4 separate regions of the Homo sapiens genome follow, and all the other regions are linked to region 4. Evidence: chromatin loops called from intact Hi-C (ENCODE). Cell type or tissue: Calu3. All regions are shown on one strand. Each heading gives the region's core, and the rest is flanking DNA. Links, peaks and the distances in the headings are about the cores only.

What was found. Hi-C counts contacts between places; a loop is a spot of excess contacts. Peaks named below come from ENCODE experiments on the same cell type or tissue, not always from the same donor. Only the 100,000 strongest peaks of a DNase experiment are listed, where the experiment ranks them.
Region 1: it touches region 4 in a loop (2.6-fold over the local background); 5 of 110 quality-filtered maps call a loop at or near these places.
Region 2: a loop joins it to region 4, with 7 times the contacts of the local background. A loop is called at or near these places in 10 of 110 quality-filtered maps.
Region 3: a loop joins it to region 4, with 2.7 times the contacts of the local background. A loop is called at or near these places in 2 of 110 quality-filtered maps.

Annotation. Positions count from the first base shown.
Region 1 is chr12:60,097,924-60,106,452 of GRCh38, reverse strand. No RefSeq gene overlaps it. Among named protein-coding and RNA genes, the nearest start is that of SLC16A7, 510 kb to the right of the region's middle. In Calu3, for the core only: no CTCF peak of the experiment used is centred there; no DNase peak of the experiment used is centred there.
Region 2 is chr12:60,490,398-60,498,926 of GRCh38, reverse strand. No RefSeq gene overlaps it. Among named protein-coding and RNA genes, the nearest start is that of SLC16A7, 900 kb to the right of the region's middle. In Calu3, for the core only: a CTCF peak has its summit at 4,489 (motif pointing right); no DNase peak of the experiment used is centred there.
Region 3 is chr12:59,441,063-59,449,591 of GRCh38, reverse strand. No RefSeq gene overlaps it. Among named protein-coding and RNA genes, the nearest start is that of LINC02448, 79 kb to the left of the region's middle. In Calu3, for the core only: no CTCF peak of the experiment used is centred there; a DNase peak (open chromatin) is centred at 4,471.
Region 4 is chr12:60,253,790-60,262,318 of GRCh38, reverse strand. LOC124903071 (a long non-coding RNA gene) reads right to left here and starts at 614. Exons shown (of 2, transcript XR_007063566.1): 1 at 435-614. In Calu3, for the core only: no CTCF peak of the experiment used is centred there; a DNase peak (open chromatin) is centred at 5,028.

The DNA.
Region 1 (8,529 bases), core at 1,456-6,455, 150 kb after region 4:
AGAAGCTACGAACCACATTGCATGAAAAGATGATCTTCATTAATGTAACAGCACCCTCTATGTTCAAGAGTCTGCAGTAGAGAGTAGAGTAATAATGTTTGAATAGTTAACAAAACCTGTTTTTTCCATATCAGTTTTTATACCTCAGGGTGAAATTTTCTTATTTATCATTCAATTTTATAGTCCACCTTCATAAAACCAAAAGAATATAATTAAGATTTTATAAGGAAAAAAATGAAATAGAATTTTAAATCCTACTGTCAATTTCTTTGGAGAAATGCCATTGACCAATCATGTTTGGATATTAAAAGCAGAAATAATTTTTTGAGCAGGAAAATAATACATTTTAATAGATATAATTAATGTTTAAAATCTTCTATGTAATAAAAAAGTATTAGGCTTTGACATAAACTACAGGCACCAATTATAGGTTTCATTCATAAGGCACCTCTTAACAAATTGTAAGGCAAGCCTGGCTGAATTATATAGAAACCTTTTACTAGAAAAATATTTTACTAGGAAGATTTTTATCATAGAAATAATACCAGAGGAACATATAAAAGTACCTTCCAGGTAAAAACAAAACAAAACAAAACAACAACAACAAAACCTTTATTCCCTCTCTACCCTTTAGTATCTATAATGTGTTCATAAATTTTCCAATGTAAAGCTTTGACTTATTTCACTAACTTTGCCCTTCATCTGTTAAAGGCAATATAAAAATTATAATAGTAAAGGCTAGGTTTTTTGAGGGCTTACTTAAATAGGAATAGTTCTAAATGCTTATTTGTTTTTATTAGGAACTTAAAATGCTTGTTCATTTAAGATACCTATCAGTTTATGTTAATTGTTTGCATACTGAGGCCATAAACATTTAAGGATACTGAAATATCTAACATAAAATGAAATGCAAAAAATGAATGATACTTGTTTGTTTGTTTGTTTGTTTGTTTATTGAGAGATAGGTTCTCTCTCTGTTGCCCAGGATGGAGTGCAGTGGCATGATCATTGTTCAATGCAGCCTTGAATTACTATGCTCAAGTGATCCTCCCACCTCAGCCTTCTGAGTAGCTGGGACTACAAGCAAGCACCACCATGCCCAGCTTTCATTATTATTATTATTATCATCATCATCATGTACATACACAGTGTCTTGCTATGTTGCCAAGTTGGTCAAGACTATTAAAAGACTATGACCATTTGAAGAAATAATTCTCCACATTGTTCTCTAAAACTGCCAAACTTATTCTACATGATTTATAATACAGTGTTACCAAATATTGAATGTATAATACTTGAGATGAAAAAATAGGCAAACTAAAACAAATAAATTTAACAGATGCAAAGCTAAACACGAATATGTCCAAGTTTATCCCTATGATTTCCATCAAATATATGAATAAGCTATCTTATGGCTAATAAGAAATTAACCATTGAGATGCTAAAAATTATCAGCAATGTAAGAGTAGAATCTGTCAGTTCCAAAATACAAACTCACAACCTTTCATATCTCCAATTATCATCTTTTTTGAAAAAATGAGGGGCCTTAAAGTAGAGGTTATAAATAGAGGACCTATGCTTTTATTTAAAGGGTGTGGTGAATGAATAAATTGCTTTTCAAATTATAAGTATATTCTACCCTTAATATTCAGAAAATTATTAAATTGTTGAAGACATTTACTTTTCTAAAACCAAAAATATAATTTTAAAAACATAAACTCTATAAAGTTATATAATTTTAAATACTAAGAAAAAAAGGAGTGAATTTATTTACTTTTTTATTTCAAGGGTATGGAAGAAAATTCAAACAACATATATTTGAACACTTTTGTTTAAGATACGGTGAGGGGAGCCAGTACTTACATATCAAGTATAGAGCAAATTTGTCTATATAAGAATTAGTTGCACAGTACAAAAGATAAATGCACAAATAGCTACTGCAGTGGTAGTACAGTCAATTTGGGCAAAGATCATGTAAATTTGTGAGGAGGTTAGTAGATATTTGTGGTAAAGGAGGAGTGACTAACAACTCATTACCATGTAATGTACTATTTAATTGAACATGACTGTATTCCTGTAATGATTAAAAGAAAACGTCCAAGAAGTCAAGGTATTCATTACCCAAATAATAATATTTATTCATGAATTTAAAATATTGGGAAAAGGGGCCTGAATTCATCAATTCAACACCCATTATTGAGTTAAACAGATATAGAACATTCTTAAAAATCAAGAATGCTTGGAATCAATGACTTCTCAAATGTTGTGATTTTAGAGTCAAGGTTAAATTAGTAGTCAAGGACTGAAAATACAGTGACAAGCATAGACAGTACCTGCCCTTCACCCTCTCCTTCCTTTACAAAAAGAAGTTGGATCTAAATGCCTCCTACCCCAATATATCCTCTTGTCTGTCACCAATGACATCCTTGTTGCTAGATCCTGAGTCCCTAGCTCAGACGATCATCTCTGTTTGCTTCCTACTCCAGTTCCTTCTATCTGGTCTTGCTTTGCTACAATTTATTATTTATGTTACACCAAAATGACCTTTCAAAACCATCAATCCAGATAATAAGCTCCATGAAGGAAAGGCCCCTGACAAAGAGAAATTCACTGCTGTCTGTAACTTCTAACCAATGCACCAGCACCTGGCACATAGTACACTAAGCAAGCCTTGAATGCATATATTTGAATGAGTGAATGAACAAATATAACACCTATTTATTGCATTCCCTTCAGTGGCAACACATAAATTTCAACTTTGTTAATGTGACCTAGGAGGCATTGCAAACACAAATCTCGTCTTTTTAAATCTCTCTGTCCATATCCTCCCTTACCACGACAATGTACTCTATTATCCAATAGCACTACACCTCTTTCAGTTCCTGCAATAAAATAAAACAAGACAAAACAGCAATATCAAAATAAAACTACAAGCTCTCCATTTTAGTTGCTTTATTTCAGTCTGGAATATTCCTATCTTTTTGCTGTCTTTCTTTCTTTAAGTGGCCCCTCATAAGACTACCACCTACTCATCTCTCATCTTACAATCTCAGCTCCCCATCAATATATCACCTTGAATCCTTCTCTCAAAGCTCCCAAAATATGAAAGACAAATTTCTCATATTTAATTTAGCCTAGAGCCTAATTCAGGTAACTCAGTGTACTCTGAATAAATGTATGTAGAAAGAAAAAAGAAAAGAAAAGGAAGAAAGGAAGGAAGGCTGGCAGGAAGGCAGGAAAAGAAATGTCAGTTAATTGATAATTAGTTAAAAGAAGGTTATTCATTAATTTTGTAAATCAAAGTTGCTTTTGCATATGTTTTGCAAAAGACTCTTGCTGTCATCATTGACATAAACCGGTTATTCTTAACAGATCCCAATATAAAATTTTTGTCTGGGGAAATAATAATCATATCTTGTTCATATTCAATAAAGCTCTGTTATGAACACTGTATAGATATTCAAATATGGATATTCATTTATATATTAATAATAATTATAGATGCATTTAATCAACAAAAGATTCACTGATTGACAGTGTGACGGAATGGGACAAGCATGGAACTTTAGATATGCAGCCACCTGTGCTGAAATCTTAGACTTACCAATTCAAGTTTTCTGACCTTGAGCTAGTTGCTGAATATCTCTGTGTCTCACTTTCCTCATGTAGAAAATAGAGATACAAGCACCTTGTAGGGTTTGGAAAGAATGTACAGTACAAGAAAGGTTGAAGGTGTTCAAAAGTGAGTATCATTTCAAAGTCCTTGTGTTGAAATCTGTATCATCAAATGTTTCTATTTTAGTAGAAAGAATATTACAAAATAAAAGAAATTACCACTTAAAAATATCATAATAGATATCTTTATATGCCTACTGTTTTCCTATTTAAGAAGATAATTAAGACTTGACCATGACTAATTACCTTAGAGATAGGTTTCCTGCCTCTATTGAAAATTAATTTGTGTCACATAAAGTACAAGAAAACATACATTACATTAGATATTTAGTGTCTGGTAATCAATTCATTAAAAAATGATTTAAACACTTGTAAGTATATCATTGATGCCTTTTCTAATTTTAAGAAAATTTTATCAGAAATTATTGAAAACTTTTAGCTTGATTCTTCAAAGTTTAAACCCTTCATCTTTTACCCAACAGAATTTACAGTTAAATATCTAGGGGTTGTATATAGGATTAAACAGTATCACACTCTTCATGGTGTTTAGCCAAGTAGATTAATTGGAATTATTTCTGAAATGCTTCTTAAATATCAAGTCCAGTTCTAGGAACTAAGGGCTTAATAGTAAACAAAATGGGAAAAATCCCTACCTACATAACATCTTAACACACTGCCAACTTATTACTTCAATTTCATAGGTCAGAAGTCAGACTGGTTTTGCCTGAGTCTCTGCTTAACTTCTCACAAGAATGAAACCAAGTTGCCAACAGGGCTAGGCTCTTAACTGGAGTCTCTGGAGAAAAATCTGCTTCCAAGGTCATTCCAGCAGTTGGAAGAATTCATTTCCTTGCAGTTGTAGAGTGAAGTCTTCATTTTCTGGTTGGATGTCAACCAAAGGTCACTCTCAGCTCTTTGTAGCTGTTACTTGTACATGACCCATTCTATTTTCAAAACCAGCAGTGACACATCCAATTCTTCTCATGCTTCAGGTATCTCTGACATTCTTTTCTGCTGTCAACCAGAGGAAATTATGTTTTTAAAAGGCTCATCTGATTGAGTCAGTCCCATCTAGATGGATAATCTCTGTTATCTGAAAGTCAACTGACTTGGGACTTTTATTACATTTGTAAAATCCCTTCACAGAAGTACCTAGGTTCATGTTTGGTTGGGTGTCCTGCAGACAGAAATCTTGGGAGCAGGCATCTTTAGAACCCTGCCTACCACAGAAGACACCAATACTTAAAGAAATAAATGAAATATATATTATGTCAGATGATAAGGGCTATACAAATAGAATACAAGAAATGCTTATGTGAAGATGACAGGCTAAAAGGAACATTGAGAATCCCCCTAGAATTTAAAGCAGAAGGTACTGGGATAAAGCTGAAAATGTCAAATGTGAAGAAAAAGGGAGGGATCTTGGCAGGAGTATCTAGTCTTTGGTCACTCCACTCTTAATTCCTATTAGTGGTTACTGGTAGAAAAGGTGGGAGGGGCATCTTACAAAAAATATAGACTAAGCTGTACCAATTTAAGAAAAATACAAATGGAAGCTGTACCTATCCATCCTCAGGTGCATTTTCTTCTCACCAGCCTGAATGTGTTTGTTATTATTCCAATGCATGCTCTTACTCTGAGCCTTGAAACAGAAACTATATTTTCAAAACTATATTAGGACTCACAAAACAAATAAATTGTACCAAAGCATGACACACAAGACAAACTACCTAAGCTCAAACCTGTTTAACGGGTTTATTCAGACCCTATGTTCTAAGCTAAAGCACAGATCAACTGATCTAACAGTAACTCCAAGACACATATATTTTAAAGATAAGACCACTGATCTTCCAGCAGCTTATTTTACAAAATCATATCAATCCCTATGAAGACCATCTGATGACTAATTCCAGTATCCAAAATGCTATAAATAACCTCCAGTATCCAAAATGCTATAAATGACCTTCCCTGATTCTCCATTTTGAGAATCTTCGTGGTTCCCCATCATTTGCATTTTCTTTTCCTGTAACAAGCTAATAAACCTAACAGCAGAGTGTCCCTAATGGTCTTAGTCTGTTAAAGCTTAACAAGCAGAATCCTCAATGAGATTTGTCAAGTTCCTTACTGATATCTACAGGGACCTCAATTCTGTAATAGTGTGTACAACTGAGACATGTGACATTGCCCCCTGCTGAAGGCCACCCTGCCCATGACTATGTAGTTAAGTTTTACACTGAATCTGAGCTCCAACTGTTTCACAGAGTCCTCAATATTAGGTTTACTTCTTTATCCTGAGAAAAGAATGTCCCAGACTTCTTGGTCACTTGGTCAAATTTGTACACAATTTCTTTGTGATGATTTTCCAAAGCATTCCTTTGCCATTAACCATCTTCTCTGCCAATTGATTGTCTGTAAGGCTCTATGTCTAAAAAGCTTCAGCAAATATGCTTGTGTAAACAGTCCGATAGTAAATGTTTTAAGCTCTGTGGACCAGACCATTTCTGTTGTAACTACTCAACTCTATTGTAGCAGTAAAACATCCATAAATATGTAAATGAATGAATAAATCTGTGTTGCAGTAAAACTTTATTTACACAAATAGGTCTTGGTCTGGATTTAGCCTCCATTACTGTAGTTTGCTGACACTTGGTTTATAAAATGAAGTTTAAAGGTGAGGCAGGAGAATAGGGTCTGGAGGCAGAGGGAACCTAAGGCCGATTCACATTGACTTCCTAGAACTGAGTTAAAAGGAAAACACCATGTCTCCACCCCCAAGTAACAAAATGATCAGCGGCTACTCTCTTTGCAATCCCCACCCCTTTTTCTTATTACAGATGAAAAATGAAAGTACCTCTGATTGGTCTCCTCTTGCAACTATTCAGATTGGTTGCAGACCAAGTTTTTATGTGTAACTTTGTATTAATAATTTCACTTCTGCCTCTCATTGGTCACATTCCACAACCAATCAGACTGGTTGCAGGCCATTGTTTCATTTATATAAGGTATAAACCAAGTAACCAATGGGAAACCTCTAGAGGGTATTTAAACCCCAGAAAATTCTGTAACTAGTGCTCTTGAGCCACTTGTCCCAGCCTGCTCCCACTCTGTGGAGTGTACTTTTGTTTAAAAAAAATTGTGCTTTTCCTCATTGCTTTGTGTGTTTTGTCCAATTCTTTGTCCAAAATGCCAAGAACCTGGTCACCCTCCACCGGTAACGAAGGGAAGAAGACAGATAAAAGGTAAGGTAAATTGGCCTCCAAGCTAAAACAGCACCTGACTGCTTCAAAATTTCATGTTCCACCATGTTCTTTGGACAAATTTTATGTCAGTTCACCTGTTCAAAACCTTCTAAGAATATTTCTTAGTATTGCCTTTGTGTTCCTCTGAAACATTTCATTTAATTCCATGTGCCAGAGCTAGAGGTTTCTTTTGGGCCACAAATTGGTAATTACTAGTCTATGGTCATGTTCTGGAGACACATGTTTTCATGAGTATAATCCTTACTGATATTCGCAGTTCTCATGGAGCCTTTTAAATCTGTGTTCCCTCCAGACTGAAAACGTGTTTCTTTCTTGCCTCATATTGCAATCTTAACTCATATGTAAATCTCTCTAACTGGTATAATTTCACCAAGGGCAATTTGGAATTGCAGTGACATTTAGAGGAACTTTTAATATGAATAAGGTTGTTCATTTGAGAGGCTTTGTAAAACAAGCATTTAATGACTCAGATTATAAGGTCTTGTACCATCTATTGAATCTTATATAGGTATTTGTATAAAGGTAAAATGAAAATTAAAAGAAATTTTTAAAAATGTTTAACTCCCAATGCTTTAAATATTTTGACCCTTCCAAGGAGCCCTTCCTCCCCACATACCAAGTAGCTCAAAAAAATGTTTTTTGTTTTAAAATTCAGTGAATTAATCTAAAGGCCTTGGCCTTGGTTAGCACTGAGAATTCTTGGTTGGCACTCAGAATTTTTAAATATAATTTTTAAAAGTCTTTTAAAATTTGATTCATATATATAGAGTTTTATAACTTTTATTTTTTTAAGTTCATTTAATATTTCTGAAGAATAGACAAGAAAGAAAGTTCTTTTTAAAAAATTAATGTGACTATACTGATTTTAAAACAACCTTGCCCATGCCTATGTCCTGAATGGTATTGCCTAGGTTTTCTGTAAGGCTCTATGTCTCGGGTTTTTATGGTTTTAGGTCTAACATTTAAGTCTTTAATCCATCTTGAATTAATTTTTGTATAAGGTGTAAGGAAGGGATCCAGTTTCAGCTTTCTACATATGGCTAGCCAGTTTTCCCAACACCATTTATTAAATAGGGAATCCTTCCCCCTATTTCTTGTTTTTCTCAGGTTTGTCAAAGATCAGATGGTTGTAGATATGCGGCATTATTTCTGAGGGCTCTATTCTGTTCCATTGATCTGTATCTCTGTTTTGGTACCAGTACCATGCTGTTTTGGTTACTGTAGCCTTGTAGTATAGTTTGAAGTCAGGTAGTGTGATGCCTCCAGCTTTGTTCTTTTGGCTTAGGATTGATTTGGTGATGCGGGCTCTTTTTTGGTTCCATATGAACTTTAAAGTAGTTTTTTCCAGTTCTGTGAAGAAAGTCATTGGTGGCTTGAGGGGGATGGCATTGAATCTATAAATTACCTTGGGCAGTATGGCCATTTTCACGATATTGATTCTTCTTACCCATGAGCATGGAATGTTCTTCCATTTCTTTGTATCCTCTTTTATTTCATTGAGCAGTGGTTTGTAGTTCTCCTTGAAGAGGTCCTTCACCTCCCTTGTAAGTTGGATTCCTACGTATTTTATTCTCTTTGAAGCAATTGTGAATGG
Region 2 (8,529 bases), core at 2,055-7,054, 240 kb before region 4:
TCCAGGAAAGTAGACTTTGATAACAATCTGGCTTCTGTCAGTGCCAATATAATTAAACAAAGGGATTATGGAGAATAGATCAGTGGTTGCCAGGGCTTAGAAATAGTGGGAGGGGGTGTTGTGTGGAAGGAAGGGTGAGGTGGTTTTTATAAAAGGGCCACATAAGGAACTTCTGTGGTCACAGAGATATTCAGTATCTTAACTGGGATGTTGAATGACAGATGAGATGAAATCATATACAACCAACACACACACAGGAGTAAAACTGGAGAACTTTGAATAAGATTTGTTGATTGTATTATTTTCAATATCTTCATTGTGATATTGCTACCACTGGTGGAAACTAGGTTAAGGGCACACTATTTCTTAAAACTACATGTAAATTTATAAACTTCTTAATAACAATGTTAATTAAACATTAATACCCCAAGGAAGGAGACTCATGCCCTACCTCCTGTCTTTTAATGCCCTCCCATACCTCTAGGTAGATTCTTGGATGCAAATATATAAAGCACATTGCCAACTCTGTTGGCAATATCCAAACTATAAAGGATAAAGGGTACTTTGGAGATAGGGTATATAAATATAACTACTATATCAGAACCCAGGTCTTGGCACAGATGAAATATCCTATTTCAAGTATTGGAGAAAACTATACTACACAATATCTCCAGAGAATTTAAGGACAATTTAAAGAAAGCAAGCATGAGAATAAAATGGAAAAATTATAAATGATGGAAAAAATCATATTGCTTTGTTTTTATATTACCTCTATAATTTTAATCATTGTATGACTTTGAGAATTACTTAATCTTTATGATAATTTGTTGTCAAAAGAAAAATAGTATCTTCTTTCATAGGTTTGTTGTGGAGGTTAAATAAAATGCTGCCTGAGAAAGCACCTTGCACAATCTCTGATACATAGTAAGAACCTAATATATTTTGGTTGGATTAGAATTGTATCGACTGACAGGAAAAGAAACAAACAAATATAACATAAATCGTTGGAAAGAAAAAGAGGAAGAAAAATTTTTTTTATTATTATACTTTAAGTTCTAGGGTACATGTGCACAACATGCAGGTTTGTTACATATGTATACATGTGCCATGTTGGTGTGCTGCACCCATTAACTCGTCATTTACATTAGGTATATCTCCTAATGCTATCCCGCCCCCCCACTCCCACCCCACAACAGGCCCCAGTGTATGATGTTCACCAGTCTGTGTCCAAGTGTTCTCATTGTTCAATTCCCACCTATGAGTGAGAACATGCGGTATTTGTTTTTTTGTCCTTGCAATAGTTTGTTCAGAATGATGATGTCCAGCTTCATCCATGTCCCTACAAAGGACAACTCATCCTTTTTTATGGCTGCATAGTATTCCATGGTATGTATGTGCCACATTTTCTTAATCCAGTCTATGATCGACATTTGGGTTGGTTCCAAGTCTTTACTATTGTGAATAGTGCCTCAATAAACATATGTGTGCATGTGTCTTTAGAGCAGCATGATTTACAATTCTTTGGGTATATACCCAGTAATGGGATGGCTGGGTCAAATGGTATTTCTAGTTCTAGATCCTTGAGGAATGGCAACACTGTCTTCCACAATGGTTGAACTAGTTTACAGTCCCACCAACAGTGTAAAAGTATTCCTATTTCTCTACATCCTCTCCAGCACCTGTTGTTTCCTGACTTTTTAATGATCACCATTCTAACTGGTGTGAGATAGTATCTTATTGTGGTTTTGATTTGCATTTCTCTGATGGCCAGTGATGATGAGCATTTTTTCATGTGTCTGTTGGCTGCATAAATGTCTTCTTTTGAGAAGTGTCTGTTCATATCCTTTGCCCACTTTTTTTTGATGGGGTTGATTTTCTTATTGTAAATTTAAGTTCTTTGTAGATTCTGGATATTAGCCCTTTGTCAGACGGGTGGATTGTAAAAATTTTCTCCCATTCTGCAGGTTGCCTGTTCACTCTGATGGTAGTTTCTTTTGCTGTGCAGAAGCTCTTTAGTTTAATTAGATCCCATTCGTCAGTTTTGGCCTTTGTTGCCATTGCTTTTAGTGTTTTAGTCATGAAGTCCTTGCCCATGCCTATGTCCTGAATGGTATTGCCTAGGTTTTCTTCTAGAGTTTTTATGGTTTTAGATCTAACATTTAAGTCTTTAAATAATGGAAATCAGCATCTTACTGGAAAACTGTTAGATAAATTAAAATTGAAATAAAAGCTAAAGTCAAAATATCAAAATGTGATATTTGGATCTTAGGCATGATATGCAACTGCTTGAGTGACATTTATCCTTTTAGTTTAATTTTGATAAATCAAATCATTATAAAATATTATTTTAGTATATCCAGTTATTATTATATTGCATGACACATAGTGAGGGCTCAAATTTTTTTAGCAAACAAATTACTTACTTGATAGCAGGTCAATTGAAAAAAATAGTGGGCATTAATAACTATGAGCACTGCAAAGTAACTTCAAATAATGGAATTAGACTATATTCCTGGTAAATATTTAAAAAAATAATAATCTGATATCTTTTATTTGGGAGTTTTGGGTACTATGAGGTAAAAAGGCAAGGGAACAATGTTGTAAAATCTAATAAATCATATAAATATTTATAAAATATGGACCCTTAATTTAAAAAATTCATCTTTGTCATCTAGTCATTTGACAACAGAAGACATTCTTACAGAAGATTGAAGATAACTATCCAGACACTCTCCAGAGGAGAGAAACTAGATGTCTCATGGTATGGTCCATTTGATAGGGTGTTCCCTATGGTAAAATCCAAACTCACATTTGGTTTCAACATGGAAGATATAAGTTATTTTATCTTTGAGACTTGGAGTGGGATTTTACAGGAGAGGTGATATTTGAGCTGGATTTGAATTTTAAATAGTACGAAAAGGAAGATTCTGTGAACAAATATATGGAGTTTATAATATTTTGAGAGAAATCACTAACAGTACTTTGTGGGAGCAGCGTAGTTTATGTAGATGGAAGAGAAAGCTAAAAAGTATTTTGGCTCCAGATACTAAAGAACCATAAAACTCATGAAAGTACTTTAAAGCATGAGGGTAACACTAGATGTATGTTGCATAAACATATTTTTCACTATGTTGAAGAAAGATTAAGAAAGGGAGACAAAAATATGAGGAAGATCAATGAAAAGGTTATTAAATTAAAAAGGGTACAAAATGATAATGGCAATTGAAGAGAAAATTAGCAGAGAAAGCCAATTCAGGAAAGTGTGTGTGTGTGTGTGTGTGTGTGTGTGTGTGTGTTTCAAATTGATAGACTTCCAAAAATAGCTAATTATTTAAAAGAGAGAGTGCAGGAAATGAGAGAAACAGAGAAATCTTACTGTGTGCTTTTTTAAAAAAGGTAGATAGTGATAGTATTCATAAAGATGATAATAATAGTAATAGTAGTAGTAGTACATGTATTATTAGTAATGGTAACAGTAATTACTTACTGTACCACAAACTCTATAAACTGAATGGCGTCATCACCATTTGTCAAGTGACATTGAATAAGTTATGTAACTTCTATGAGACTTATTTATCTTTAAACAGGGTAAGATCATCTGGCATATAATTTAAGTGAAATTAAAGATCTCCATTTTAAAAATTAGAGAAAAAGTCACTTATCTGATAAAGAGTCAAGGTATAATTTCTAAGTGTATTATTCTGTCTATAAGGGAAAGAGAAGAGTGGGGAGTTGGAGAAGGATTAAGAGATAGCGGGATGGAACAATCACCATGAGGATGGTGACGGTGTTGATGATGATGGTGACGACAATGGTGGTGATGATGATACTTGTAGAGTCTATGTGAGGAACCATACGAGTATTTTACATATATTAATTCATGTATCACTACTGAGAAACCTATAAATTAAACACTGTCATTATCATCTCCAATTTAGAGGGCTCCATGGTGGCCCCCAAGTAGATATGTCCATATCCTAGCCCTGGAAACCTAGGAATGTGATTTTCTTTTTGGAAGAGAGGTCTTCTCAGATTTTACTACGTTAAATATTTTGAGATGAGACTATCTTAGATTACACAGATTGGTCCTAAACATGCCCTTACATGAGATAGCAGAAGAAAAAGCCATAGGAAGACAGAGGCAGAGATTGGAGTGAGGTAGTCACATGAAATGCTGATGGCCACCAGAATCTGGAAAAGACAAGGAACAATTCTCCCCTAGAAACTCCCCAAGAAACTGCAGCACCTTGATTTTGTGTTTCTGGCCCACAGAACTGTGAAAGAATGATTTCTACTGTTTTCAGCAAACCAGTTTTTGGTAGTTTGTTACAGAATCTCCTGAAAACGAATGTGCCAATTATCAATTTATTGCTTCTTACGTCCAAATTCAACCTTCCTTTCTGCTCTGTGGAAATTGTTGATGGGCTCTGAATATTTCTCCTTTGCAGTTGGAACAATATTAAGCATTGCCAGTAGGTGGCAATGGACAGACATTATAGGAAGAAGGAGCTTCTCTTCTCAATCCTGGTGTTTTCCTCTCATTTATCCTGCTCCTTCTTTATCTTCTCTTCCTCTTGTTCCTCCTTCTCCTTCTCTTCCTCCTCCTACTCCTTCCCCTGCTTCCTCTGCTTCTCCATCCTTTGTTGCTTTTATGGCATGACTACCAGTGGTTTCTGTGAGCATCCAGTGGAATTCTCTGGCATTGAGTTTCAGCTGCAACCCCACAGGAAGATTCCCAGTGAGACTCCAAGATGCCCCCAAGGTAGACCTCCCAATCTCAGCCTGCCCATACTTCAAAGAGTTATTGCTTGTTTGTTGAATCTGGACACAATTCTCCACCCACCAGCCTCTGCCTAGATAATGTGACCAACTCTGTCCCAGGACTACCCAGTGAACTTCACAATCCATTTGGCTATAGCCCCATCTTCTCTAATGAGTTCTGAATCACAACTGTAGGGAGTGTGGACCCCTTACAAGTTAATTCATTCTTTAGGTATGCTCCTCAGCCCTAGGGTATTTACCCTTTATAAGTAATTGTGTATGGTTCATAATTCTTTATGTTAAATAGCCCCTTTTCAAATCACTATGTGGATCCTGTCTCTTGATTGGACCCTGACAGATATATGCATTTTACATAAGAGAAAACTGAGGCACAAAAAGGTTAAATGACTTGGCCAAGTTGACTCAGCTAGTAGTTGGCAGAATCATTATTCAAACAAACTGGCTTTGACGTTTGTTCTCTCAGCCACTGGTTTGTACCAAACTGACAAGAATGAACTAGATATTTGACATATTAAATTAACTATAGAGAAATATAGTATTTGATTATAGATGCAGTATCTGGGTCATATTTATATTAGTTATTTGACAATTATAATGTATAGATTAAGAGGGGTAGAGGGAAGAATTACAGATTTAGATAATATAAATAAAATAATCTATCATTCCAAAAGAAGTGTTTGGAGTAGTGAGTAAAAACAAAAAAGAGTGGCTCACAGGTTGGAGATGCCCACAAATTTGTTTCATTTGTCCTATAAAGTACTGTCCTTCATGGTGTCTTTGAAACATTCTACTTAGCTCACAACATTTTAAATTCGACAGGTTTCACATAATAATACAGCTTTTAGCTTCTCTGAAGAAAATTAGAATATCACAACCTCAGAGAGGCCTGCTCAAACTGTTAAAAATTATTTCATATCATTCCACACTATTTTGTTAGTTCTGTACTTTGTTTTTTTGTGTGTATTCTTTTGCTTATTTTTATATTATTTATCTTTGTCTGTTGATATAAAAATTGTGTGAGACTGTGTCTTGTCTTGTTTATATTTGTTACTACTGTTACTCAGTACCTAGAGCTATTTCTGATATATATATCATCTCAATATTATTTTATTAAGATTATAGAATCAAAAGCCAATATGTTGTGGGTAAAGGGCAAGTCAGTGAAGGTAGTAAATACAGATTACTAAATATATCAAAATGGCTTTTTATTTTAAAAGAAAAATAACAAAAAATTATGTTGCATACTTATATATGCATGCATTCTGTTATATAAAATATTTTATTTTTTGTTAATGAAACACATTAGAAATATGGAAAGATAATGACTATAACTTTTGATGTTTAATAAATATCTTGCAAGAGCATCTTCCAAGACTTGAACTAAATTGATCTATTATCAAATAACAGTCTAACAAGACATTCCATTTTTTATTGCTAAACTACTGAAATTAAATTCTATACACATACAAAACAACAAAGCACCAATAATAGTCATTACATTCATTCCCAGTTGAATCTTAAATCTAAAAAAAAAAAAACATTTCCTAGTGCTAAAGAACTTTTTTTAAAATTTCAACTCTTTTATTCTTGAAAATTCCTACATGATCAATTTCTAATAACTTTTTAAAAATCATATGTCTGGATAGTTCCAATTTTCCTCTTTTTATAATATTTTCACACTTTGAAACATATCACCCATTTTTATCATACCATTTCTCTTTATTAAAACCTTTTGCTTTACTCTAAAAATGCAACTCAATAATTTTAAAGATAATACTTTTAAAGAAAAGGATTATGTCATATGCTTATTCTAAAAACCACTTTTGCATATTAAATGATGCCTTTATTTCCATATTAAGATACAGAAATAAGATATATAAACTTCTTTATGTAAATATATATTTATATGAGTTATACATTTGCTAAATTATATTTTAGATTTTTTAATTTATCCATTATTAATCAAAAGAGAGGCTACTGCTGAGACTTAATGACAGCTTCTCTATGGTGTTCTTGCAAAAAGATAAATGAAAGACAAGTCAATATTACTTTTTTTCATCCATAAATAGATACAGCCATAAGTATAGATATTTAAATTCATGAAGCTTATATATGCTGAAGAGATTATTCATCGCCATTCTTTGGTTAAAATTATTTTCTGGTCATGAGGAATCTATTTTTTTTATTGTATAAAATCATGTATTTTGACAATTCAAAAATGATTTAATCTCCTATGTTTTTCTCTTATCTTTGTACTGCTTACCCATATTTATTCCCCCATGGAACATTTTACTCTCTACTTTATAATCTCATCTTTTTTCGAATTGTCAGCCTACATTGACCTCTTTAAAATCTGAAGACTCACCTAACATGTATTTGTTTGAGAACAAAGATCTCCTATGTAGTAACTGTCTCAAATCTTCCATTTGCTCTACTTTTTTCACCTTTGCATAAAGGCTGTTTCTCTCTTTGAGAAACACAGTTTCTCAAAGAGAAATACACAGTTGTTGATTATCACAGTTGTTGATTATCACATGGAAAATGGAAAAGGCCATAACTAAATACACTCAAATTTTGAGTTTATTATAATGGAATTAAATAATTTAAAAACAAATCAAGTCTTTGAGTACAAATCTATCATAGCCATAAAAATCCTGGCTATATTTCTAGTCTTTTCAACTCCACTTCTAAAGAGAGATTTAGGTATACGCCACTTAATCTCTGTTACATTATATAGTTAAATATGCAAAAGAATGGATACTGGTAGTGTATAGGTATGCAAAGGTGTCTACAGTATATAATTGAATGCATGCAAATATTTATAGTATATACTTAAATGTGTAGCAATACATGTAGGAGAGATTTGCATATATAGATTATTGTTAGAAACCTTCCAGAATATTTAAAACAAACTTCAAGACTTATATATAATTTTAGAAATTTAATTCTAGCAAAATTTTTAGGAGGTAGGTACTCATTAGCATACTGGAATGAAAATTGAGTAAACCTAAGAATAGGGAGATTAGGTAAATTGAGTATGGCCTCTCAGTAAATAAATCATGGTGCTGAGATTTAAACCAGGCAAAGTAATGCCAGCATTTATCCTCTTAAATATTATACTATACCATGACAAAATTCAGAAAATATTATTTGATTTCACTGATCAATGGATGGAGTGTCTTAGATATAAATAATAATTAACTATGAAAACACTGATATGTACAGAGAAAGTACATAAAAGCTCATCACAGTTTTATTCTTGTCATTCCTAATTAGCTTTAAACTTAGGTATAAACCTAGAATAAAGATAGCTTTTGAGCAAAGCTGAAACTAATTATGATGGTGTCTGTATATTATAACTTATTTGCCACTTCTCGTTTGCTGAATATCTCTGAAAATAATAAGAGTTAAGGCCGGGCGTGGTGGCTCACATCTGTAATCCTAGCACTTTGGGAGGCCGAGATGGGCAGATCACCTAAGGTCAGGAGTTCAAGACCAGCCTGGCCAACATGGTGAAACCCCGTATCTACTAAAATACAAAAATTAGCTGGCATGATGGTGGATGCCTGTAATCCCAGCTACTTGGGAGGCTGAGAGAGGAGAATCACTTGAACCCGGGAGACAGTGGTTGCAGTGAGCCGAGATCAGGCCACTGCACTCAGCATGGGTGGCTGAGCAAGACTTCGTCTCAAAAATAAATAAATAAATACATAAATAAGAGTTAATTGCCACATAGAAAGTACTTAA
Region 3 (8,529 bases), core at 2,193-7,192, 810 kb after region 4:
TTAAGATAACTTTGGAAAACAATTGGTCATATCTCATAGATCTGGAAGACATAGTATAGTACAGCCTATTTCATGCACTGGTATAAACTCCATAGAAATGCTTATTTATATTTACCAGCATACATGTGCTTGAAGGTTCATAGTGCATAGTTCAAAACTACAAATAACCCAAACCAAAACATTCATGAATCTTAAAGGCAATTTTTTTCTTTTTCTTTTTCTTTCTTTTTTTTTTTGGAGATAGGGTCTTGCTCTGCCACCCAGGCTGGAGTAGAGTAGCACAATCACAAGTCACTGTGTCCTTGACATTTCAGGCTCAAGTGATCCTCCCACCTCAGTCTCCTAAGTAGGTGAAGTTACAGACACGTGCCACCATCACCCCTAGCAAATTTTGTTGTTGTAGAGATGGTCTTGCTATGTTGCCCAGGCTAGTCTCCAACTCCTGGACTCAAGCGATCCCTTGCCTTGGCCCAAAAGGGCTAGGATTACAGGCGTAAGCCACTGCGCCTGGCCAGAAAGCATAAGGTTAAGGGAAAGAAGCCAACACAGTAGGATACATACTGTATGATTTCATTATATAAAATTTAAAAATAGCAAAATTAACCTTTCTTTACTGATGTATGTTTTGGTAGTACTATTCTAAAGAAAGGAAGTAAATACTATGATATTCAGGATAGGTATTAAGACAGGAAGCAGGAAGAAATTTATGACCAAGAAGGCCTGTGTAGGAAGCTTTTAGGGAGCTGATATATTTGATGTCTTGATCTGAGTGGGAACTGCAGAGTGATTATCCTCCATTAATCTGTTAAGCTGGGTATTTATGTCTTCTTTGCTTTGTTACATATTAATAAAAATAAGGCATAATTATATTTAAATATTTGTGGAACAGATACCATATTTTAATATCTGTAGACAACACTTTGAAGAAAGAATTTAAAAACTTTCATAGAGCAACAACTTAAAACTGTAACAGAGTTGAGAGAGGGCTTCACAATACGGAGGAAACTTGAATACATTTACAAATCAATGAAACAAAAACTATACAACTGTGAGAAAAAGAGTTGCAATTTGAATCCAGAGAGGATGAAAGAAGTTTGGATCAGTCAAGGTAGCTGTTGGACACAGACGGCATTTTCAAAAGGATTTATTTGGAAGGAATGAAGTGTCCATAGGGGTGTGAACAGGGGAAGGAGAATAAAAAAAGGGTAGAAGAGGCACCCAAGGACTTGTAACAGCATGAAGTCCCTTAAGTTCCTAGGCATAAGGGGGCAAGAAGAGAAGGAATGATTCAGTCAAGTCCAACTGAGAGCTGAAGCAGAGCAAGAGGTATCACTCACAGGAGCCAGAAACCACATACAGAATCAGCTAGAATTGTAGCAAAGCAGGAAAAGTATAGGGATGGAGAAATAAATAGCCTGATCTCTTTTGCCTCCCATACTCTGATTTCTTCCAGTTACTGCCATTGTCTAAATCCCACTGAAAACCAGAGGGCCCGAGTGTCTGAGTGATGTAGCTTGAAGAGGCTAGACTTCTGGAACTTACAGCAGGGCAGCAAAAGGCAGAGAAATCATGTAGAGATGGAGAGGATCAAATGTAGAATAACTAGCAGGAGACTGAGAAGGAGAAAGTTTAGCTCAGAAAGAAATGTGGTTTAGATCAGAAAAGACAGTCCTCCTTAAGCAAGATGAACTGTAGAAATGCCTGTGTGATAATTCACAATTTCAGTGGAAGGGAAAGATAGTTGAGGGAGTTCTTATCTGATGACCTTAATCTCAATAAAATCAATACAGGGGTTACCTGCTTGTAGGACAGAAAAGCAGGGGCAGATTAGGATACCTGGGAAGATTAGAGGAAATTAGAAATTACTTTGGTGGGATATTTAGTAGGAAGTCAACGGAGAATGGGTGAGAGTATTGCTGAGTTGCACTGAAGGCCACTGGATTTTTTATATTATGAGTTTCTCTGTTAAAGCGTTTAAGAATATATTAAGCAAAATCACTTATGCAAAGGTGAAAATAAGTTTTCTTGATTTAACTGCTTCTAAGATAAACAAGAGTTTTCAAGGCAAAAATTGTGTCTTATTCATACCTATTCACACACTTATTTTCTTCCTCATCTGCTTGATAAACACTAAGCATATGTGCAGGCTTGTATGTGTGAATTCACACAAGAATGCACAAACATAATCTAAGACAATATGCTTATATGAATTGGCACTTGATATTTTCCTAATCAGGATAGGTATTTTTATTGTAATGTATTGTAATTAATTTAATGCAAAATTACATATAAGGAATGCAGGTTGTTTAGGTCCTGGGTTTTATTCCTAGTTTCACTATGTAATTTTGGTAAGTCAGGACGATATGTTCTTTAAGCTTGAATTCAGTAAGCATTCACTTTCATAAAACCATTCTAGGTAAGGCTATATGAAGGATGGTTTCTGCAGTTAATTATTTTATGGGAACAATAAGTATATATGCAAAAATATGTCGATGAGTTCAGAAATGTTTGAATGGTATGTGCATATGTATTTTTTCTTTACTAGTATTTCTGTTAATCTGTGTTCTGACTTTAATAATAAATGGCAGGATGGAGACAGAACAAGATGGCCAAATAGAAGCCTCCACTGATCATGCTCCTCCTAGTTTGTTCCACCAAATTGAACAACTATCCTCACAAAAAGCACCTTGATAAGAATCAAAAATCAGGTGAGTGATCAAAGTACCTGGTTTTAACTTCATATCGCTGAAAGAGGCACTGAAGAGGGTACAAAAGACAGTCTTGAATTGCTGATGCCACTTCTCCCCCATCCCCTGAGCAGAGGTTGCATGGCATGGAGAAAAAAATCTGTGTGCTTGGAGGAGACAGAGCACAGTGATTCTGGGACTTTGCATTGGAATTCAGTGCTGCCCAGTCACAATAAAAAGCAACACAGGACAGAACTTAGCCAGCATCCATGGAGGGAGCATTTAGACCAGCCCCAGCTGAAGGGGAATTGTTCATCCCAGCTGCTGGAACCTGAGTTCCAGCAAGCCCCACCATTGCAGGCTAAAGTGCTCGAGGGTTCTAAATAAACCTGAAAGGCAGTCTAGACCATGAGGACTGCAATTCCTGGGCAAGTTCTAGTAATCAGCTGTGCTTGGAGCCAGTGGACTTAAGGGGTGCATGACCTAGTGAGATAGCGGCTACGGTAGCTAAGGGAGTGTTTGCACCACCCCTCCGCAAACCCAGACAGCAGACCTCACAGCTCCAAGAGAGATGACTTGCTTCTGCTAGATGAAAGCCTAGGAAAGAGTAAACAGGACTTTGTCTTGCAACTTGAATACCAGCTCAGCCACTGTAGGATAGGGCACCAGACAGAGTACAGAGGTCCCCATTCCAGGCCTTATCTCTCAGATGACATTTCAAGACACTGTCTGGGCCAAAAGGAAACTTGCTACATTGAAGAGAAGAACCTAGTCCTGGGAAGATTCATTATCTGCAGACAAATGACACCCTGAGCTGTGAATAGTCAGTAGCAGTAGTCAGGCAGTACTTGCCTTGAGCCTTGGGTTTGACTCAGAGACCTGCTGGTTTCAGGTGTAACCCAGCACATTTCCAGGTGTGGTGGCTACAGGGAGAGACTCTTTCTGCTTGAGAAAAGAAGAGGGAAGAATAAAGGGAACTTTGTCTTGAAGCTTTGATATCATCTCAGCCACAGTGGGATAGAGCACCAAGTGGGCTCTTGGGATACCCAATGTCAGGTCTTGACTCTTGGACAGCATTTTTGGACCTGCTGTGGGGAAGAGTGAGGCCCACCTCCCTGAAGGGAGAGTCACAGGCCTGGAAACATTCACCATGAGCTGAGGAAAGAACCCTTAGGCCTTGAGTTAACATTGATGATAGCCAGGCAGTACTCTCCATTGGCCTAGGGTGGTGGTAGCCATGAGAGAGACTTCTCTGTTTGTGGAAAGGCAAGGGAAGATTGGAAAGACTTTATCTTGTGGCTCAGGTGCCAGCTCAGCCACAATCACTAGATTCCTAATGTTTCCAACTCCAGGCCCTAGCTCCTGAATAGCATCTCTGGTTCCACCCAGGGCCAAAAGGTACCCACCACCCTGAATGGAAGGACACAAGCCTGGCTGAGTTTGCCAATGATTGTAAAGCCCTAGGGCCATGAGCTAACATAGGCAGCAGCTAGGCAGTGGTTACTATGGACCTTGGGTGAGACCTACTGATATGCTGGCTTCAGGTCTGATCCAGTGCAAACCAGGAGTGGTGGTCACAGGGCTATTTATGTCACCCCTTCCCCAGTTCCAGGCAGCTCAACACAGAGATAGACTCTGTTTGTTTGGGAGAAAATAAGAGAAGAGAAGAAGAGTCTCTGTTTGGTAAACCAGAGACTTTTTCTGAATTTTATTAAAGACCATCAAGTCAGTACCTCTATGAATCTGCAAGAGCCACAGCATTACTGGGTTTGGGGTGCCCCCTAATGCAAAGAGGACTGCAGTGAACAAAAACTTAGATTACAAAAACATGCATGTCCCTTCAAATACCTGGAAAACCTTCCCAAGTAGTGTAGGTACAAACAGGCCCAGACTGTGAAGACTACAATAAATATCTACTTCTTCAATGCCCAGATACCGATGAACATCCACAAGCATCAAGACCATCAAGGAAAACATGACCTCACCATATGAACTAAATAAGTCATGTAGGACCAGTCCTGGAGAGACAGAAATATGCACCCTTTCAGAGAGAGAATTCAAAATAACTGCTTTGAGGAAACTTAATGAAATTCAAGATAACATGGAGAAGGAATTCAGAATCTATCAGATAAATTTAACATATAATGTGAAATAATTAATAAAAATCAAGCAGAAATTCCAGAGGTGAAAAATGCAATTGACATACTGAAAAATGCATCAGAGTCTCTTAACAGCAGAATTAATCAAGCAGAAGAAAAAATCAGTGAGCTTTAAGACAGTTTACTTGAAAATACACAATCAGAGGAGACAAAACAAAAAGAATAAAAAGAATGAAGTATGCCTACAGGTTCTAGAAAATAGCCTTAAAGCAAATTGAGTTATTGGCCTAAAGAGGAGGCAGAGAGAGAGATAGGGGTAAAAAGTTAATTTGAAGTTATAATGATAGAGTACTTCCCAAACCTAGAGATAGACGTTGTGATTGAAAGTTATAAAACGCCAAGCAGATTTAGCCCAAAGAAGGCAACCTCAAGAAATTTAGTAATCAAACTCTCAAAAGTCAAGGATAAAGAAAGGATCCTAAATACAGCAAGAGAAAAGAAGCAAATAACATACAATGGAACTTCAATATGTCTGACAGCAGACTTTTCAGTGGAAACCTTACAAGCTAGGAGAGAGTTGCATGACATATTTAAAGTGCTGAAGGAAAAACAAAAACAAACAAACAAAAAAAGAAACCCTTTTACCCTATAGTATAGTATAGTATAGTATAGTATAGTATAGTATAGTATAGTATATATAGCAAAAATACCCTTCAAAAATGAAGGAGAAACAGACTTTCCCAGACAAATGAAAGCGGAATGATTTAATCAATGCCAGATGTTCCTAGGAGAAAATGCTTAAGAGAACGCTTCAACCTGAATGAAAAGGACATTTATGAGCAAAAATAAATTCTCCGAAGGTATAAAACTCAGTAGTAATAGTAAGCACACAGAAAAACAGAAAATTATGACACTGTAATAGTGGCATGTAAGCTACTTATACTTTGAATAGAAAGACTAATGATGAATCAACAAAAGTAATAACTACTACAACAACTTTTCAAGATTATAGACAGCACAATAATATATAAATAGAACAACAAAAAGTTAAAAAATGGGGGATGAAGTTAAAGGGTAGAATTTTACTTAGTTTTCTCTTCACTTGTTTGTTTGTTTATACAATCGATGCTAAGTTGTCATCAGTTTAAAATAATGGGTTATAAGGCATTATTTATAAGACTCACAGTAACCTCAAATCAAAAAACATAAAACAGATCCACAGAAAATAAAAAGCAAGAAATTAAAACACCACCAGAGGAAATCATCCTCACTGAAAGGAAGACAGGAAGGAAGAAAAAAAGGAAGAGAAGACCACAAAACAATCAGAAAAGAAATAAAATGTCAGAAGTAAGTTCTTATCAATAATAACATTGAATGCAAGTGGAATAAACACTCCAATCAAAAGACATAAATTGGGTGAATGAATTAAAAAATGAAGACCCAATGTCTGTTACCTGCAAGAAACACAATTCACCCATAAAGATGCACATAGATAAAAAATAAAGACTTGAAAAAATATATTTCATGTAAATGGAAAAAATAAAAAGAGCAGGAGTAGCTATACTTATATCAGACAAAGCAGATTTATATACAAAAACTATAAAAAGAGACAAAGACAGTCATTACATAATGACACACTTCAGTAAGAGAATATAACAACTGTAAATATATATTCATCCAACACTGGAACACCCAGATATATAAAGCAAGTAACATTAGAGCAGCTACAAAGAGATAGACTCCAATATACTAATAGCTAGAAACTTAAGCACTACACTTTCAGCATTGGACAGATCACTTAGACAAAAAATCAACAAAGAAACATCAGACTTAATTCACACTATAGAACAAATGGATTTAATAAATATTTACAGAACATATTATCCATCAGCTGTAGGATACACATTCTTCTCCTCAACACATGGATCATTCTCAAGGATAGACCATATGTTAGGCCATAAAAAAGGTCTTCAAAATTAAAAAAAATTAAAATTGTATCAAGTATCTTCTCTGAGTACAATGGAATATAATTAGAAATCAATAACAAGAGGAATTTTGAAAACCGTATAAACACATGGAAATTAAACAATATGCTTCTGAATGACTAGCTAGCCAATGATGAAATTAAGAAGGAAATAAAAAAATTTCTTGAAACAAATGATAATGAAGATGCAACATACCAAAACCTCTGGGATACAGTGAAAGCACTTCTAAGAAAAAAGTTTACAGCTATAATAGCCTACATCAACAAAGTAGAAAACAATAAACAATCTAACAATACATCCAAAGAACTAGAAAAGCAAGAGCAAATCAAACCCTAAATGAGTAGAAGAAAAGAAATAATAGTGATTACAGCAAAAAATAAATGAAATTCGAATGAAGAACACAAACAAAATATCAACAAAACGAAAAGTCATATTTTTTGAAAATATATACAAATTTGACAAACCTTTAGCCAGACTAAGAATAAAAGAAGATCCAAATAGATAAAATCAGAGAGGAAAAACAAGACATTACAACTCATATCACAGGAATGTAAAGGATCATTAGAGGGTACTATGAGCTACATGCCAATAGATTGGAAAACATAGAAGAAATTAATAAATTCCTAGACACATACAACCTACCAAGATTTAACCAGGATAAAATCCAAAACCTGAGCATACCAGTAACAAGCAGGATTGAAGCTGTAATAACACATCTGCCAGCAAAGAAAAGACAAGAACCCAATGCCTTCACTGCTAAATTTTACCAAACATTTAAAGAAGAAATAATACCAGTACCACCCAAACTATTTTAAAAACTGAAGAGGAGGAAATATTTCCAACCATTCTATGAGGCCAGTATTATTCTGATACCAAAACTAGACAAAGACACATCAAAAAAAGAAAACTACAGGCTGATAAACATTGATGCAAAAATCCTCAACAAAATACTAGCAAACTGAATTCAACATCACACTGAAAAGATCATTCATCATGACCAAGTGGGATTTATCCCTGACATGCAAGGATGGTTCAACATACACAAATCAATCATTCCGATACATCATATAAATATAATGAAGGACCAAAAACCCACTGTTGGTGGGAATGTAAATTAGTTCAACCATTGTGGAAGAGAGTATGGCAATTCCTCAAGGATCTAGAACTAGAAATACCATTTGACTCAGCAATCCCATTACTGGGTCAATACCCAAAGGAATATAAAACATTCTACTATAAAGACACATGCACATTTATGTTTACTGCAGCACTATTTACAATAGCAAACACATGGAACCAACCCAAATGTTCATCAGTGATAGACTAGATAAAGAAAATGTGGTACATATACACCATGGACTATGCAGCCATAAAAAGGAACGAGATCATGTCCTTTGCTGGGATATGGATGAAGCTGGAAGCCATCATCCTTAGCAAACTAACATAGTAACAGAAAACCAAATACAGCATGTTCTCACTCATAAGTGGGAGTTGAACTTTGAGAACACATGGACACAGGGAGGGGAACGACACACACCAGGGCCTGTTGGGAGGTGGGGGGTGAGTGGAGAGAACTCAGAGGATTGGTCAACAGGTGCAGCAAACCACCATGGTACACGTATATCTATTTAACAAACCTGGATGTTCTGCACATGTATCCCAGAACTTAAAGTAAAATTAAAAAAAAAAAATCACTTTAATTATTTATGAAAAGCATTTGATAAAAACCAATATTCCTTCATGATAAAGACTCTAAAA
Region 4 (8,529 bases), core at 2,374-7,373:
TTTGTGTTCAAAGTTAAGTTAACCTTTCTTTGAATTTTGAACAACTTTTGGTCTTTCCCATTGAAAAAAATATTTTAAATTCTTTTTCATTTCCTATTCAACTCCATGAACATTGAGATAACATAAATATTTGTTTGTACTTGTTATTGTAGCTGACAATTATAGTACCTGCAAACTCATCATAACTTGTTTAAAAATTTAATGTATATATTAATTTTTTACTATTAAGAAGTATATGAAAAAAGAATTAGAATTAGTTCCCCATAAACATTTCAAACATATTTCATCTTAAGTGGTGCACTGCCTGTAGCAGTGCAATAGCTCCCAGTTTTTTCAAGAATGAGGACATATTTTAATGTTAATTCACATGTGATAATAAGTTATTTTATTTATTTATCATGCAAATCATGTTTGATAGATAAATTGCTGAATACCTTAGAGTAACTCCGTACTTCTCATTAACCCTGTGGTCCAGAGTCAATAAGTAAGCAATCACTCCTATTGTTGGAACTCCTTGCAGTCAGAAGTATGAATACAGAATCAGCATTCCTTCACTTGAACCCGGGAAGGGGAGGTTGCAGTGAGCCGAGATTGTGCAACTGCACTCCAGCCCCTGCACTCCAGCCTGGGTGACAGAGAGACGTCTCAAAACAAAACAAAGCAAAACAAACAGAATTAGCATTACTAAAAATTTCAAATTGTCTTGAACAAGTCGTCATTCAAACTTCATAAGCTTTGGAAAGTAAGCCCACTGATAATCTGCAAGTTCCTCTCCTGTACTGTGATACTACAAATAAGGAACTTGACAGATATTTTTGTACATGTGCCACAGAGTAACACAGGAACATTGTGATTATTAGCTTAGCATCCATTCCATCATAGAGCAGGCATATGGTTTGGATAGGATTTATACTACTACCAGCTCCTGTATTGGATTCTAAGCCATTATGAGCATTAACATCTCCATTATAACAGAGATTTAGTCAAGTAGTTCAAGAATTGGCCAACCACATGGAATTTCTCTGTTCTTCAGGGGTGGCCCATTAGTATAAAACTTAATAATTATTTGAGATACAGAAACTCTGTCTAAATGATGTAAAGTACAAACATGAAAGCTGAAATAAAAGCAGTCAGTTATCCATGTTACTGACAAGATTTCAACTAAAATGGCAAATAGAAAAGAGCAGAGCTAAGAAAATCATAAATAAATAAAACTGGATTCCTGGTCAAACCAGGCCAAAACCCCACCCTGTCTCTGGACATTTAATTATTGAACTAATAATATTTATTTCTGTTCTTTGTCAGCTAGAGTTGTGTTGTCTTTTGTATTTAAAAGCATTCTGGCCGGGTGCAGTGGCTCACGCCTGTAATCCCAGCACTTTGGGAAGCCGAGGCGGGTGGATCACGAGGTCAGGAGATCAAGACCATCCTGGCTAACACAGTGAAACCCCGTCTCTACTAAAAATACAAAAAGAAATTAGCCGGGCTTGGTGGAAGGCGCCTGTAGTCCCAGCTACTCGGGAATCTGAGGCAGGAGAATGAGGTGAACCCAGGAGGCGGAGCTTGCAGTGAGCCGAGATCGCACCACTGCACCCCAGCCTGGGTGACAGAGCGAGACTCCATCTCAAAAAATAAAATAAAATAATATAAAAAAATAAAAGCATTCTGAAGGTTATTGTGAGAAATAAATATGGACAGATTTCTAAAAAACTACAATAAAAGTTTGTTTATTAAATGTTTATAATGTTTGCCATATCACAGCTACATATAGAAAGTCTTAAGAAAATAGAGTTGACTTGCTAGGAATATTAATCTCTATTGAGCAATTACTATATGACAAGCATGCTAAATATTTTCACTTCCATTCTTTTATTTAAATTCATAACAATAAGATCACCATCAACTAGTGATAATAAATAACATCTAAAATTAAACTGTTAGTAAACAGCAGAGCTAGGATGTGAATAGTGATCTTTTTTATTTCAAACTGTATTAATTTTCACCATACTACAGTTCTATGAAAGCGCATTACAGGTATCTGCCACTATGCCTAGAAAATGTATTTCCATATACAAATGTATATCTTAGCAGATGTATATGTGGTGGATATACATACTTGCTAATGTTATGAACATAGAGTATGGCACTAGATTTTTCACTTTAAAAAGACAGCATGAGTTTACCTACATAACAAACTTGCCATGTACCCCGATCCTAAAAAAAGTTAAAATATTATTAAAAATAAAGAGAGCACACATTTTATGCATTCATAGAAATAAGTAAGAGTCAATAATAGAAAGGTATACATATTTTAATAGTCTTTTGCTTGTGTTCCCAACAGGATAAGTTATTGACAATGAAACAATTTGTCTTAAATATTCTATTTTATATTTCTTCAAAAACGTTGTCTCAACAGCTTGACATTTGAAACTACTAATGATTATACTCACATGATACTAAAACCACTTTTATAATTGCTTCTAACCAATTTTTCTATATTTGCGATGGCTTTAGCATATCCTCTCTATCTTAAGTCTAGAAAAGTAATAATTAGACTCTATCCTTAACCCTTTTTTATTTTCATACTTTTTAATCTGATTCCATGTACATGTTGTCAGTTTACTATTTGCAACATCCAGCTAGAGAGTTAAATAATTTTTATCCTCCCTCATTTTTTATGTGGGGAACAACAGGCTTTGTGACAAGTCAAATGTTCCAAGCTAATGAATGATAGCTCCAATATTAGAATGCAATTATATCGTTCAAATTACACCTCAAATTAGGGTTTCATATAGCACGGAAGTATTGTTTGTTCTAGTTTGTTCTTCCTTGTGACTCATTTCTCTCATCATTTGTGTAATTTCTCAAATCAAGAGGCCATAGTAAGCATGAAAACCACATTATACCAGTTCCACCCTTCCATTAGTGTATTTATAGGCCCCTGTTATGTCATAGAATGAAATGATGCTTGAAATCATGAGCAAAACAAATGGACTAGACATATTTCCAACAGCGTGTCTGGTATTTCAAACAATTGATAAAATTCAGTTTCAACTTACACATGTATTATAAAATGTAAGATGCACATCTTTAAAATCTCTAGGATAAACAGTTCTCAATTATAACCGCATTATTAGTAATAGCTGTTTAAAAAAAAACTCAAGAGAATTCTCTCATGAATCTCTTCAAAGACAACCTGTTTTTATTCCACAGGAAGCCATGGAACACTGCACCTTGTTTCTTTAATGGCTACTTAATTTTTTAAGAATTGTAACACACTTCCCTTAAGTTCAAGTCACTTGCAGTTTTCTGTATAGCAGAGTAAAGGGTCCAACATCAATACACAAAGAACTTCTTTTTAAGTCTATAATCAATAGTTGCCAATGATGAATAAACATCAATTATTAACAATGGTTGTGGTTTAGGTTGTTTTACTTATGTCTGCCTTTAAAGCACTTATAATGGATTGCCACTGTCAAGTGCATCCATTAAACAGAGTTCACTCTTGCTGAAAGCACAGAGAAGGGGCAGAATTGTGGACAAGAGATGTTTACCAATCCCAGCTTACCCCTCTTTTATTAAAAAGCTTACTCTTTTTAATATAGTAAAAGTCCTTAATTACAGATGAATTTCTGCTACCCTATTTATAAAAGAAAGAGTTATTAGGATTATTACATATATACAGATTTTGTTGCACTTACAACAAATTCACCAGAAGATCAAAATTTGCCAAAGATTACACATTCTATTTTTCCGTAGAACATTTTCAAACTAAGAGTCAGGAATCTTGATTGGAATGAGGAAATGAATTACAAACTGAGTTCAGATAGAGTCTTGTTTAAGGCAGCGCATGAAAGCTTAATGGTATGAAGGGATAATACATAATTTTTTAGATGGGATTATTTAAAAACTCAGAGGACATCTATGTGAAGCAAATATTCAGATCAAACTTTATCCAAAATATCAATACCATGTTAGGAAAAAAAGACTTTGAAAAGGACTCACACGCATTTCAAAACTAGAAACCCAAGTAGGAGAACAAGAGACAGGCAAATGTTAAGAAATCAGTCACCATCTTGATTTCATACCAGGAGAGAAAATGGGTCAAAAGAGTAAAAAATAACGAAGAAATAAGCTACGGGACAAACACATAAATGTGCTTCTCTATGAACAATGACAAAGGAGATAGAACTATACTGAGTAAATTATGTGATGTTGAGATTAATCATCATGTGTACATTATCACTAATAATCAATTATATTACCAGTAACTGTAGTTTATGTGCTGGCTTCTTGCTTGTTTTCTCTTATATAAAGTATTTTATTTAATTCTTAACCTTGTATAGAAACTATTATGATAACATTTATTCTATGTGGGAAAACTACAATTCAAAGATGTTTAGTAACATGACCAAAACATTGCAGCTAGAAAATGAATAAAGCACAGTCAATTCTGTTGCCTCTTATTTGTGATCTAACATTCGTGTCTTCGATAGCAGACACTCAAGAACAAGAGTGTAACTCAAAATGCAATGTTTGATGTATATTACAATTTGCACTCTTCCCAATATCTTATCTCTTGTATGCATAGAATTGCATTAAAATTTTAATACACAGCATTTAGAGACCTCAATTTATGAGTTGGTATGTAATATCAGAATATATTTTCTCATTGTCAAATTCCAACTCTTCTGAAGTTCTACTAACAGTAGAATTTCTACTAAAAGTAGCAGCTGAGATTGTAGGTAGCATATAGCTCCTTGACCTGAAACACATTTTCTTCCAAACATTTCTTTCTTTCTTTTTTATTTTTATTTCTGAGATTTTGGTGCACCATCACCCAAGCAGTGTACACTGTACCCAGTGGATAGTCTTTTATCCCAGGCTAGTCTCAAATTTCTGAACTGAAGTGATTCTCTCACTTTAGTCTCCCCAAGTAGCTGGGATTTTAAGCATGAGCCACCATGTCTGGGCCATACTTTCCTATGATATGATTAGGGTCTCTGACACATAGCTCTGGAATTCAAGGTTTAGTAGACACAGGCTGCCCTCTTGTGCTTTCCAGCTTACTTTATTCACTCGAAAACCCACTGAGCATACACAACTGGGAGTTTCAAAAGGAAGATTTTTGTCCTCTCAGGAGATTTTGTCTCTCTATATTCTGCCAAGCAATTAGACATGTTGGACTTTCACAGACATTCTTCTCTGAAAGTTCCCCACAACACCTTCTTTCTGCCAAGGTTTGCTGGTTCTAAATACTTTAATGTTAGTTGATGGGCTTAATCATTTACATTCTTCCAGACACCACTGGTTTTATTGAATTGTATAAAGTATTTTTTCCACTTGTAATAATTTATTGACATAGATTATCACTGAAGTATGTATTGTGGAAATAAGATTTAAACATAACTGATAAGTACAAATAAAACAGACCTTTTCACAGTGTCAACACAATTTTTAAAATCAGATTGACAATGATTTAGAAATTTGATTCAAATATGCTACTCTTTTATGTAAATACCCCCAGTTTTTTGGTTCTTATTTGTCTGAACAAAAAAAAAATGCAGAGTCATTTGAAAATATTCAAGTATAATTTCCCAGACAAATAAAAGTTTCAATGTCAAGTTGTTTCTGGTCTCAAAGGTCTATTTAATTGAAGTTTTAGGGCTCAACATTTCTCTTGGATTTTATCAAACCTAGTCTAAACCAGATATCGATATCTGGAGAAGTAGATTAGTTTTAAAAAAAACTGAATTTATTGAAAAATGTGAATTTATTGTCTGTAGGATTCACCCACTTAAGTGTCTGTTGGAATAAAGAATGAAGCCTAATCAAGATAAAGAATCAGTTAATTTATCTAGGAGAAAACCTTCTTTCAAATGGTTTCAGTACAAACTTTGCTTATTTCATTGGCCTTTATATATAACGTAGTTAATCTCCAAACATTATAAATAATGAAACCTAATATCCTGATAAAATCACATTGAGGCTATATTTTCAAATGTCTGTGCTATATAGTATTTAGTTTGAAGGTTAAATCATTGCTTAATTTCTCCAAGATTAAAGATCTAAAATGTTTGCTTTCAGAAAATACAGAAGAAAGTGCCTTCCTATTTACCTTTGGGAATATTAAGCATTTAACAGGAGAGAGCATGTATTAGAAAGACTGAGAGTGTGTTATCTGAACCTTTGCTTTGTGGTCAAATGCTTTTTGCTGTAAACTGAAATAGCTCTATAAGACTCGATAACACATCACTCTAACAGGATCAAACATAATCAGACTTGTATCTAATCAACTTCTGAGAATTAAAAGATTTCTAAAACATTTCTTAAATTGATAAAACATTTTAAATTGCTAAGAGTTAAATGAGAATGGAAACTATTTTTTTCTTTGCAACACAAATTATAACAATTATATTTTGGAAAGGCAATTAAAACTTCCTAAACATAAAATATCTCCTATAACATTAATTATTTAAATTCCATATAGCTGGTTATGAAACATTCTATCCTATTAAGCTTTTTCAGTAATACTCACTACATTGAAACACTATGTAAAGAAGGAACATGGGGAACAAACATGCTATTTAGGACAAAAAGACAGCATTTGATCATTTTATTTCGAATTTGTTCAGTTTCTTGAGTTCATAGGATTATATCTGTTGCCAACTTGTGGAAGTGTTTAGGCTATTATTTACTCAGAAACATTTTCCAGCTCCACTCTTTTCTCCTCTTTTTCTAAGACTGTGGTGATGCAAATGTCACATACGTAATTATAGTCCAAAATGTTCCTAAGATTGTTACTTTTTAGTCTAGGTTCTTATTGCTGTTTATATTGGGTAATTTCTATTTTAGTTGTTATCTTAAGTTTACTAATTCCTTCCTTTGTATACCTTATTTTGTTTTTGAACCAATCCACTCATTTAAGAAAATATACTAAATTTTTCAGTTATAAATTTTCAATTTAATAGTTTATATCTTCTGTTTCTTTGTTGAGACCTTCTATTTTGTAATTCATCTCAGGCATTCTTATGATTGCTTATGTAGGCAGTTACATGACAGATGCTTTGACACCCTTGAAAGGCAGTTTTATAACTCTATAACCTCAGTGTTGTCATCTGTGATTATCTTTTCTTGTTCAAGTTGAGATTTTCTTGGTATGTCGTATAATAAGAAAGTTTTATTTGAAATCTGGAAATTGTGAGTATTATATTGTTGATCTTATTTATATCTTCTGATATAGCTGGTCCCCTGTGACACTGATCAATCAGAAGAAGGAGTAAGAGAACCATACTGTTATTGGCAGATGGTTTTGGTAGTTAAGGTTCCCCATGGGGCCAACGTTGACATTCCTCATTTATACTGAGGGGCTTGGGTTTTCCAGCTCTCCGCTAGGCTCCCACTGGTACTACCTGGTTGAGAGAGGCAGCAATGCCACCTTTTTTTTTTTTTTTTTTTTTTGAGACAGAGTCACGCTCTGTCGCCCAGGCTGGAGTGCAGTGGTGCGTTCTCGGCTCACTGCAAGCTCCGCCTCCCTGGTTCATGCCATTCTCCTGCCTCAGCCCTCTGAGTAGCTGGGACTACAGGTGCCCACCATCATGCCCGGCTAATTTTTTTGTATTTTTGTAGAGACGGGGTTTCACTGTGTTAGCCATTATGGTCTCGATCTCCTGACCTCATGATCTGCCCGCCTCGGCCTCCCAAAGTGCTGGGATTACAGGCATGAGCCACCGCGCCTGGCCGCAGCAATGTCTTCTTACCGTTTCTATACAAGGCCTCACTGACACCATAGAGGGGATGGTCTTGTTACCACTGGGGGTTGATGATAACCTTTTACCAGGACTCTTTTGATACCATCCAAAGGTGGAATGAAAGTCTAGGTTCCCTATCTGACCTTTGAAACCACTCCTACAAGGTAACTGGAGGCACTTCATTGCGCTTGGCAAATGGATAATCTGCGATCTTCAACTAGGCTTTGCTTGTGAGAGGGAAGGTGAGGTCACTTTTTATTTTTATTTTTGTTTTTGGTGTGTATGTTTGGCTAAAGTAGAACAGTTATTATCTAAAAGTTTTCTGTTAACTAAGCTGCTGCTTTCCTGTTTTTTGGTTTGCAGGCCTTTGTTGGGAGCTAATTTTGTCTGTGCCTGTTGACCACTCTGTCTCTCTCTCTCTACATTATACATGTGTATATATGTGTGTGTATATATACACATATATATAACTTTATATATATGTATAGTGTGTCAAAGGCACAGACAAAATATATATATCTGTATATATGCAATATATATATACACACGTAGTGTTTAAGCAGACAATTGCAGCAGTTATGCAGATGACAAATAAGCACCTGAAATGGTGTTCATCATTGTCATCATTACAGAAAGGTAAATTAAAAGCACAATACCACAACTTTTTAACACTACATATTTAAAATAACAAAGCTAAAACCAAAGTATAAGTGCTGTTAAGAACCTGGAGCAGGTGAAATTCTCATACACTGCTAGTGGTGAGCTAAAATGTCCCAAC